Linked DNA regions of Homo sapiens: regions 1 and 2 are each linked to region 3. A link is a contact called in ENCODE Hi-C data. All regions are on one chromosome and are shown on one strand. The core of a region is the stretch at or near the end of the contact, and the rest is flanking DNA. Distances in the headings are between cores, read along the strand shown.

Evidence for each region. A loop is a pair of places that touch in the nucleus more often than their neighbours do. Pooled maps may share reads with other maps.
Region 1: a pooled map shows a loop between it and region 3 (5-fold over the local background). The contact joins the promoter of EFHC1 here to the promoter of BAG2 in region 3. A Hi-C loop is called at or near these places in 5 of 50 pooled maps.
Region 2: a map of gastrocnemius medialis shows a loop between it and region 3 (8-fold over the local background). The contact joins the promoter of GCLC here to the promoter of BAG2 in region 3. A Hi-C loop is called at or near these places in 1 of 168 maps with a recorded cell type or tissue (gastrocnemius medialis), 1 of 37 single-sample maps with no recorded cell type and 9 of 50 pooled maps.

Annotation. Positions count from the first base shown.
Region 1 is chr6:52,419,060-52,422,163 of GRCh38, reverse strand. It overlaps EFHC1 (EF-hand domain containing 1), which reads right to left and starts at 1,822. Exons shown (of 11, transcript NM_018100.4): 1 at 1,691-1,822. The coding sequence starts at 1,753. LOC124901331 (a long non-coding RNA gene) reads left to right here and starts at 1,183. Exons shown (of 2, transcript XR_007059611.1): 1 at 1,183-1,955. RefSeq lists an enhancer at 1,262-1,853.
Region 2 is chr6:53,543,696-53,547,008 of GRCh38, reverse strand. GCLC (glutamate-cysteine ligase catalytic subunit) reads left to right here and starts at 1,908. Exons shown (of 16, transcript NM_001498.4): 1 at 1,908-2,513. The coding sequence starts at 2,364. RefSeq lists a silencer at 1,935-2,364 and enhancers at 2,585-2,644, 2,483-3,224.
Region 3 is chr6:57,170,771-57,173,778 of GRCh38, reverse strand. BAG2 (BAG cochaperone 2) reads right to left here and starts at 1,453. Exons shown (of 3, transcript NM_004282.4): 1 at 969-1,453. The coding sequence starts at 1,081. It overlaps ZNF451-AS1 (ZNF451 regulatory antisense RNA 1), which reads left to right and starts at 1,566. Exons shown (of 4, transcript NR_110742.1): 1 at 1,566-1,705; 2 at 2,681-2,774. RefSeq lists an enhancer at 549-1,306 and silencers at 1,041-1,310, 1,361-1,440.

The sequences.
Region 1 (3,104 bases), core at 573-3,072, 4.8 Mb after region 3:
CACCTTCTGTGTGTCTTTTTTTAAAATCGTTTTCCCACTCCCCTTTAAAAATTTTTTAACTTCTTATCTGCATGTCTTTAGAATTACATTAATACATATTCAGTCCTTCACTGCTGAAGATATACTGACGATGCTTTTCAAATTTCAAATAGGGCAAATTGGTTGACACTTGGCCAGTGTATTTAAAATCTGAAATATGTCCAATGCACAGTTCTTCTTACTTGTAATACAGCAATATGTTTTTAGAGCTTTGCACTTCCATCCACACCTCTGTAATTCCCTGTATCAACTCAGCCCTGTCTATACTCACCAACACCAAAAGCTTAAGCTCATCCTGTATAGGGCAGGCAAGTGCCTACAACATTTTCTAAATTACATAAAACTGAAAAGTCCACTGAAACTAAAAATCTATGATGTTGTGTCTTAATGCAGGGATAATTACAGAGATTCAGAATACAAATTCTCTCACCAAACTTTCGATTTCATTCTAAATTGATTCTTCCAAAGAAAATAAATTGACAAAATATTTTAACTTTGTGAAGCTGGAGAGGAAGGCAAGAGTTTAAAGTATTAAACTATATAAACATAAACTACTGTTAGCTCATCTATGATGATCAGTCTACTGAATCTCATTATTGATTTTTCAGCACATACATTTCAGTAGCCCTGTCAGAATTAAAACAAACCAAATAATTTTAAGAGCTAAACTGTGGCAAGAGTTTAAAAAAAAAAAAGAATCCAAGCTGCTGCTACTTTTTAAAAAATTTTGTCTAGAAAATGCAAATAAAAACACAAGGTTGGGGAAGGAGCAAAACAAAATCTAAACAGGAATCTTTTTACAAAAACGTTAGAATAAAAAGAACAGGGCCGGGGAAGAATAAACAGCAACTAATCAATTCTTGAGGGAACTGGAAAGGAATATCTCTTACAAAGCAGGGAAAGATGCTTTGGGAGGAAGGTGAGCAAGTTTTGGGGAAAACCCGCAACGGAGAAAGAAAGGAATGGGGAGAGGATGGGACTAAATTGTGGAAAATGTAGAAGATGGAGAAAAAAGAATGGGGTTGGATGCAAGCATAAAGAAGAAAGGAAAAAGACCTGGCGGAAAGAAGAGGAGCGGAATCGATATACATACAAAACAGGAAATGGAGCTGGGAGTGGGAGATACTACCGGGTACAGGATTCAGAAGAGGAAGAGGTGGGGCGGGAATGACGGACCTGTGGGAATGAGGTTGAAGGTGCATAGTGGCGGGGGGTTTTAAGGGCGGCGATGGACGGAGACAGGTTATGATGTGAGAGAACGAGCTAGGGAGAGGGCCCAGAGATAGGTTGGGAGTAGGGTGGGGGAAACAGTGATCTAAAGGGACAAGAGGCAGGGGCTTGGAGGAGCAGGGCCGTAAGAAAGAACGCGGCTAACGGGATGAGAATGAAGGCGCCAACACACTGCCAAGATGGAGTGGGAAAAAACTAGAGAGGGATGAGGCGGAGGGCAAAGGATCGGAGAGAGGGGATGAGGATGGCTAGGGAAGAACGGCAGAAGTTCGGCCCAGAATAAAGAACAGGGTCAGGACAGAAGACGTGTTTGGAGAGAAGACAGACTTGAGTGGAGGGGAATGGAGGTGCACTGAGCGGGGAAACCTCCTGGGCTGCTGGAAGGTGGGGACAGGTGGGAGTCTGGCAGATAACTGCTCACCGTAGAGTCCTTAAAGGACGTGCCCGGAAGAAAGGGCAAGCCATGCACGGGATTGGACACCATTGCAGCCGGTACCACCGCCGCCACCTAGGTCCTGCTTCGTCCTCTCCGGTTGCCCAGGCGACAAGCAGTGTTCGCGGGCACCTCCAGGATCCATGGTAACGCTAAACATCCGGAACTCCCACGAGCGGAAGGCGGGGCCAGGAGGCGCAGGCATCACAGGAGGTTTGCGCGTGCGCCATCCGCAGGACTCCGCGTTCTCGCGGTAAGTGGGCCGCGGCCTTGGAGCGCGGCTAGTGGGCGTGGTTGTGTCGGCCCCTCCTCTTCCGCTTCGCCCCGCCCCGCTCCCGGAGGATGAGACGTGGGAGCTGTTGGGTGGCGCGGGGAAAGGCGGGTGTAGCGAGGCGGTAGTTCTCGCTGTGAGATCCGGGGTCCGAGCAGGCCCTTAGATGAGTTGCAGAGAGGGACGTTCCTTCTCTCCTTCCACCTAGTCCTGGCGGACCTCACTGCGCCCCGCCAACGCTGTGAGCTCAGGCACTCTTTTCTCCCCCCTCTGCCCCATTTCACACAGAAGTGTAAATGGTCGGTCCAGTTGGCAGTGCTACTAAACTAGACCCATGCTTCTTGTAGGCAGGGGCCGAGGATTACCCATGATTGTGTTTCTGTTGCTCAGGGATGGTCAATGAACTAATGCAATCATCTCATCCTTAATTCTCCCACTGCCACATTGTATTTTTCCCCTTTTAACTCTTTTTTAAAATCAATCTTTCTCTTTCTTTCTTTCCTTTCTTTCTTTCCTTTCTTTTCTTTTTCCTTCCTTCCTTCCCTCCTTCCCTCCGTCCCTCCTTCCCTCCTTGCTTCCTTCCTTCCTTCCCTACTTCCCTCCTTCCGTAGAGATAGTGTCCCACTATGTTGCCCAAGCTGGTCTCGAATTCCTGGGGTCAAGCGATCCGCCCACCTCGCCTCCCAAAGTGCTGGGATTACAGGCATGAGCCACCGCGCCCAGCTCTCTTTATTCTACCATCAATCCCTTCGGTTAAACACCTTTGTTTTTGTAGGGAAAGCCTTGAATATGTGCTGCAGGGCAGGGTGCACTCTGATAGGTACTTGATTTTTGTTGACTGAAGAGCTGCAGGTTGAAGGGTGGTCACCTCAATCCCTCGTTTGTACCTGCAGCTGCAATGAAAAAGATCAGAACCACTAGGAGGAACACAGCTCCTTCAAAGAGAAAGACTAAGTCTTGGGAAAGAAGCAGATAAGTGAGGTGAAATATTGTCAGCATCATAGGTATAGCCTTTGATGCTTTTTACAAAACTTGCTTAAATTATTTTTTCTTAAAAGAAACATAATCCTATTCCTGAAACATTTTTTTTGGGGGGGGGGGGAGAAAGCTATCCATCATTGCTGAGGAGCT
Region 2 (3,313 bases), core at 659-3,158, 3.6 Mb after region 3:
CTAAGTTTTCATTGGAAATACTTGATCTGTAATTACATTTCATAAAATTTACAGTCAAAAATGGATTCACATTTCCAACTTGTTTCAAATTTACTTAAAAGTTTTCCAGTAACTGAATGGAATATCAGTTTTTAAATTTACATTTAAATTGATTAAATTAAAATGAAAATTTGGTTTCTCGGTCATGTTAGCCACATTTCAAATGTACATTGGCCAATGTGGCTGATGGCTGTCGTGTTGAACAATGCAGGTCTATGAGAATGTCAGATGACATTATGAGAATAACCCAATGATCCTTGGATGTCTTACCTACATGGGAAACACTGTTTCTCCCCCTCTCCCACTACCTGCTTTTCACGGAGAAGCTAACATTTATTAAGCACACACTCTATACCAAGCACTTTTCTAGAATTAAAGGTACAAAAGGCATAAGTCATCTGTGCCCCAGAGGAATTCACTATTTAGTGTGGAGCTATCTTTAAAATGACTCTATCATTAATGTACGAATGCAACCAAAACACAGAGAGGAATAACTGTGACTCAAGAGATGAACATGAGTGTGTCAGATGGAGAATTTCAAGCAGGAAAAACAACAGAGTGCCAGAACCATATACAGATCTGGTGAGGTTGGTGGGAGGGCAAAGGAGGTTGTTGAAAAGGCTGTGGAAAAATTAGAATGTGGTTTGATTTCTATCCCACCTGTGTGATGAGGATGGAAACATCTTCTCCTGAGCTTCAAACATCCCTACCACACACAGACACACACACACAGACACACAGACACACACACACACCATTGTGGAAATCCCAGCCAGACCTTGGGTATTCATGCCCCCAAGCCCTGTGAGGGGCACATCCAATATGAAGGCTGTGGGAGAAGAGAATCCTGCTATCATGTACTCACTCATTTAGCAATTAATAAGTGCTTACTAAATGTTAACTCTGTAGTGCGAGGGAAGAGGGTATGATAAATACACACTTTCTGGGTAGGTACATGTATGATCTAGTTGCCTTCACTTTTCCCCTGACAGGTCATTGCTCTGTCAACACATATTTATTAAACAATCACTTGGGGGCACGGTACCTCCTTCCTCTCCTTTCCCTCCGAGATAAGGCCAACTCTAGGTGTTCCCACTATCTTCAACCCCACCCCACGGTAGGCTCACAAGAACGTCATTTTGATCACTTAAGGGATGAATTTTAGGTTTAGATGGAGGATAAACTTTTGGAGATGGTTCCTCATATGGTCTGTCTGGAGACTTTTTGCAATAAATGGTGTCCGTGCCATCCAGAGAACATAGGTCACCAGTTAATCAAGACAGTAGGGAATAATGATTTACACATGTTGACAAATTGATTCCTCTTAATAACCAGGTCAATTTTTTGGCCAACACTATACACATGTACACTATGCACATAATTACGACATCTATAAAAGATAGAATTAATCTAATTTTATGCAGATATGGGAAGAACTCGTCCCAAGTCTCACAGTCAGTAAGTGATGGAGCCTAGAGTTGAACTGTTTCACTTCACTACCATGTTAATACTTTTCTCAACACATTCTGCCGCTCTCACTCTAAGTGTGAGGCCCTGTCCAACTAAAACATAATATGGTGAGTTCGTCATTGATTCAAATAATCAACTTTCTTCCCGAATCCCAAGTTTATCTCTTCTGATTAGGAAAAAAAATGCATTTTGATATGTCGCGTTTGCGTAAAGCGAGGCCGACCGCACGCCCCCTTCTCGCGAGCTGCTCCCCTCAACTGCGACCCAATCACCCTTGCACACGCCTCCTGAGCCCCCGCGGTTCCCACCGGGCTTCAGGCCACGCCTCCGCCGCTGCACCGCCTCCTCTCCCCGCCTTCGCCCGTAGTCTATAAAACCTGGAGCGCAGGATCGCGCCCAGGAGCGGCGAGCTAGCGGACGCAAAGACTGGGCATGCTCCGCGGCGGCGCAGGTTTTGGTCACAAGTAGGAAGAAGCCAGTGCACCAGACCGGCAAAGAGAAGCGGGAGCCGCCGCGGCAGCGCGGCCGTGGGGTCCGCCGCCGCCGCATCGGAGCGGGAGGAGGAGCAGCGGGGAGGGCGAGGCCGCCGGGCCGAGAGCCGTCCCGCCTGCTCTCGGTCTTCTGCCTTCGCCTCCGCGCGGTGCGTCGGACCCAGGGTCTGTCACCTGGGCGCCAGGGGCCGCCGCCGGGGAGCCGGAGCGGGCAGGACCCTCCCTCCGCCGACTGCGGCCCGAGAGCGCCCCCGCGGGGTGGAGCGGCAGCCGCCTTCTGCGGGCGGCTGAGTGTCCGTCTCGCGCCCGGAGCGGGCGACCGCCGTCAGCCCGGAGGAGGAGGAGGAGGAGGAGGGGGCGGCCATGGGGCTGCTGTCCCAGGGCTCGCCGCTGAGCTGGGAGGAAACCAAGCGCCATGCCGACCACGTGCGGCGGCACGGGATCCTCCAGTTCCTGCACATCTACCACGCCGTCAAGGACCGGCACAAGGACGTTCTCAAGTGGGGCGATGAGGTGAGCGCCCGCGGTCCCCGTCCCCGCCGGGCACCCGTGTCTGGCCGCCCGCGCTGCCTTTGTCTTGCCCTACGCCCCCGGCCCTATCGCGGTCCGCGTTCTCCACTGCGCCCGGGGGTCCTCGAGCGCCTCCCGGCCCCGGGAGCATCGTCCCTGCTTTCGCCTAGTCCGCGTCCAGGGCCATCCTCCTGACTAGACTCCTTTCTTGTTCATTCATTCTTTTGGGTTTTCCCCTTCATTCCATAAACACGGATTGGGCGCTGGGAGGGCGTGAGCATGAAAAAGTGACATTAGGTGCTGCGAGTCTTCAACCTAGTGTATCTGCAGACCGGCAACTACCATGATCCACCTTACAGGCTCAAAATTCGCTTTTGCGGTCAATATGAAAGAGATTTAAGTTTTCCTAGTAGGCCTGCTGCTTTTAGAAATCAGGTCTTCAGGATGTCCACTTCTGCCCTACCTCATGCAGGTGTCTTTTCCTTAAACCTCTCCAACTTCTCATCTTCCCTCCCCTCCAAAACACACACACTTCATAGCTATAAATTGAAACCAGTAAATTACGGCTCAGTTTCCTACATGGGGGAGGAACCTTCCCTTTCCTGTTTAATTCTAAGTGGGAATGCATTTAGAGTTTCAACATTAGGATTTGCTTGTGTCTTTCCATGGCCTAGGTCCAGCAACTAAACTTTACAAACCAGTGTTCTGCCTAGAGATGAAATGTCTCTAGATTCTCAGTAGGTTGAACCATTGTTTATTGGAATGATCTGGAATGCAGCAATGTTAAAACTGTTGATTTAGTG
Region 3 (3,008 bases), core at 204-2,703:
ACTATGTAACCAACTCCTGTGTACAGTTTCACGGAATTGCAGGTGCCTAACAAGATTTTCTTTTAACTACACCTGCTCACAAAATTTACACAGTAACTTGAGACAAACGTTCACAGGAAGTAGATAAAACTTTTCAATACACCGTTAAAGTCTTTCCAAAAATCTATTAACATTAAATTGTTTAGAAATTCTATACAAGTCTACTACTGTATTACCAAATAAATTCTTAAGCAAGAAAAGGGGAAAACTATCTTTTCATGCTTTCAGGCCAGTAACTAGCACTTAGTCTTCTATGTAGGGAGGTGCCCAATAAATACCGAGAGACGAACGGAACCGCTGAATCCCGTCCGCGAGGTTAGGGGAGAAACAGAAGCGGCAACGTCTCTGCTGCACGAAGCACCCGGTAACTTACTGCCTACCCCTCACTCCTGTCTAATCTTTGCTCTCAATGGATTGCTGGGTTGGTTTTGTTTTATTCATTTTTGTTCTGAAGCAAGGAAACTTAACTTCACGTGGAGGGCCACTGTAAACTGCTGCCTCCCTTAAAAAATGCATAACGAGAAGAGTAAGTTAAAACGTTTGGGGCCACACAGAAGGTTCTAGAAGTTCTGCAGACCCAAGCTGCCACAGTCCTTAATCGCATGGAATCTCACTGTAACTTTTATCTCCTCTGATTTTTTTCCGCTCCCTAACACCTAGGTAAATTAATCAAAGTGTGGCCACCGATAACGCCCTCACAGGTTTAGCTTAAATCGAATGCGTTTTCTCTCGGACTAGGGGAGATAATCCAAGAAACAAACAAAACTACACCACGTCCATCCACAACAAATCTCAACAAGCAACTTCGGTTGCCGCAGCCTCACTGTGCCCCAGGCCCCGGCCCGCCACACGCGGCCTCCGTCCGCTAACCGCCCGCGAACCGCCCGCGCGGCGAGCAGAACGCCCGAGACCGCCCGCCCGGAGCTCACCTGAGCTCCAGCTGGTCCAGGCTCTCCAGCAGGCGGCTGGAGCGGTCAGCCATGGAGGAGGAGCGGCAGAAGCGCCCCTCGTTGGCTTTAGCGTTGATCTTCGCCTGAGCCATCTAAGCCTCCGACGCGGGGTAGCCAAGAGGTCACCGGCCCCTCCGGCGGCAGCGAGTGGAGCGCTCCTTGGGCTGCAGGCGTCGCCGTCACCACGCGGGCGCCCGCCCTCCCTCTGACGCCCGCGGGGGCAACCCGGGAGGACTCGCCGACACCGCGGCTGCAGCGTAGCCAAAGAAGGGCAGGCGCGGCGCCCGCGGGGCTCGGGGACGCCGGGCCTGGGAGGGGGCTGCAGCGGCTGGAGTTAGAGGTTCGCGAGCCACACGGGCTCGAGGATGGGCCGACAGGGGCTCGGGCCTGGGGAGCGCAAGTCTCTGAGGCACGGGAGGGGCGGACGCAGAGACCGAGCGCCTAATGTGGCTAGCGGATCGTCTGCTCCCCGGACCCAGGAACTACCCGAAGCCCGCGCGGACCCACAGACCACCCCCAGCTCCGCCCCGCGAGGCCCCGCCTCTTCATGCAACCTAAAAGTAACCAACTCCCCCCACGCGAAGGTTCCTATCGGTCGACGGGCTGTGGGTGTATTGCTCAGTGACGGCTTCGTTTAGTTTCTCCCAGCACCCATAATTCAAAGCAAGAACAACGACATTATGGGGAGAAAACGTCCTTTTGTGAAACAGAAGGCAGTAAGTACAGCTCGTAGGCAGCCCACACTCACCTGACCTTCCTGTTACCACTTTATACTGAGATGAGAGTAATGAAAGCCCGGACAACACTGAAGCTATGAAGTAAAAAAGAAAAAGCTACTCCATCTTTCCCTGTCTAGCTAGATGTGGGAAGCAAAGTGAATTTACTTCATTTTTACCATTCTAATTTTCTTTTGTTTTTGAGATGGGGTCTAACTGTCGCCCACGTTGGAGTGTAGTGGCGCGATCACGACTTACTGCAGCCTCGACCTCCCGGGTTCAAGCGGTCCTCCCACCTCAGCCTCCCAAAGTGCTGGGATTACAGATGTGAACCACCACGCCTGGCTTAATGAAGGGGTTTTAAATTTTTGCTATTAAAATTATTCCTGTTGAGCGAGCCGAGATCTCGCCACTGCACTCCAGCCTGGGCGATAGAGCGAGACCTTGTCTCAAAAAAATAAATAAATAAATAAATATTCTGAGTGAAATAATTGGCATTAAAAAGTCCTCAACTTTTAAAAATCCTGTTAACAAAAAAGATGCAGTAGGCCTCTAGGTCAGGCACCAGCTGTCGGTAAAAGACGGAATAGAGCTGAGGATACAAAGATTAGTCTACTTAAAAAGTTAGGCTTTAGTCCCCTCTCCTGATAGCTCTATGCCTCTCATTGCAAGGATGACAATGTACAGGGCACAGAAAATGATAGATAATAATAGTTTAAAGCTGAGCCACCACCTTTAATCAGAGATCAAAGCCATTTAAATACTTGAACAGAGTTGAAGCCCTTAAGGCTGGATCCCAATTCCCTCTGAACTCATTTTAAATCCTAATTAACTCTTGGGGTAGGGGATTATTTGACCTTATTAAAAATAACTTTATCATGACACAAACGAAAACAAAACACATTTTGTGAGTGGTTTGAAAGTCTATCAAGTGACTTTAGAATCATCCTGAACTCTTTTTCTCTCTTATCCTAGATCCACACCATTAGTAAACCCCATCAATTTTGCCTTCAGAATATATCCAGATTCTTCCCAATTCTACCGCCACCATTCTGGTTCAAGCTACCTGGTGAGTTTGCACCTGGAATACTACAATACCTTCCTCTCTGGTCTCCCTGCTTCTACTCTTGCCTCTCATGTACATGTTATCTCAGTGCAGCAACTACAGCAATCCTAAATAAGGCAGATCATACCATTTATTCTCAGAAACCTTCACTGGCTCCTTACCTCAAAGTAAAAGCCCAGGTCATTAGAAAAACCTCAGTAAGTTCATTTCCTATTACTCTCCTAGCTCATCCTGTCA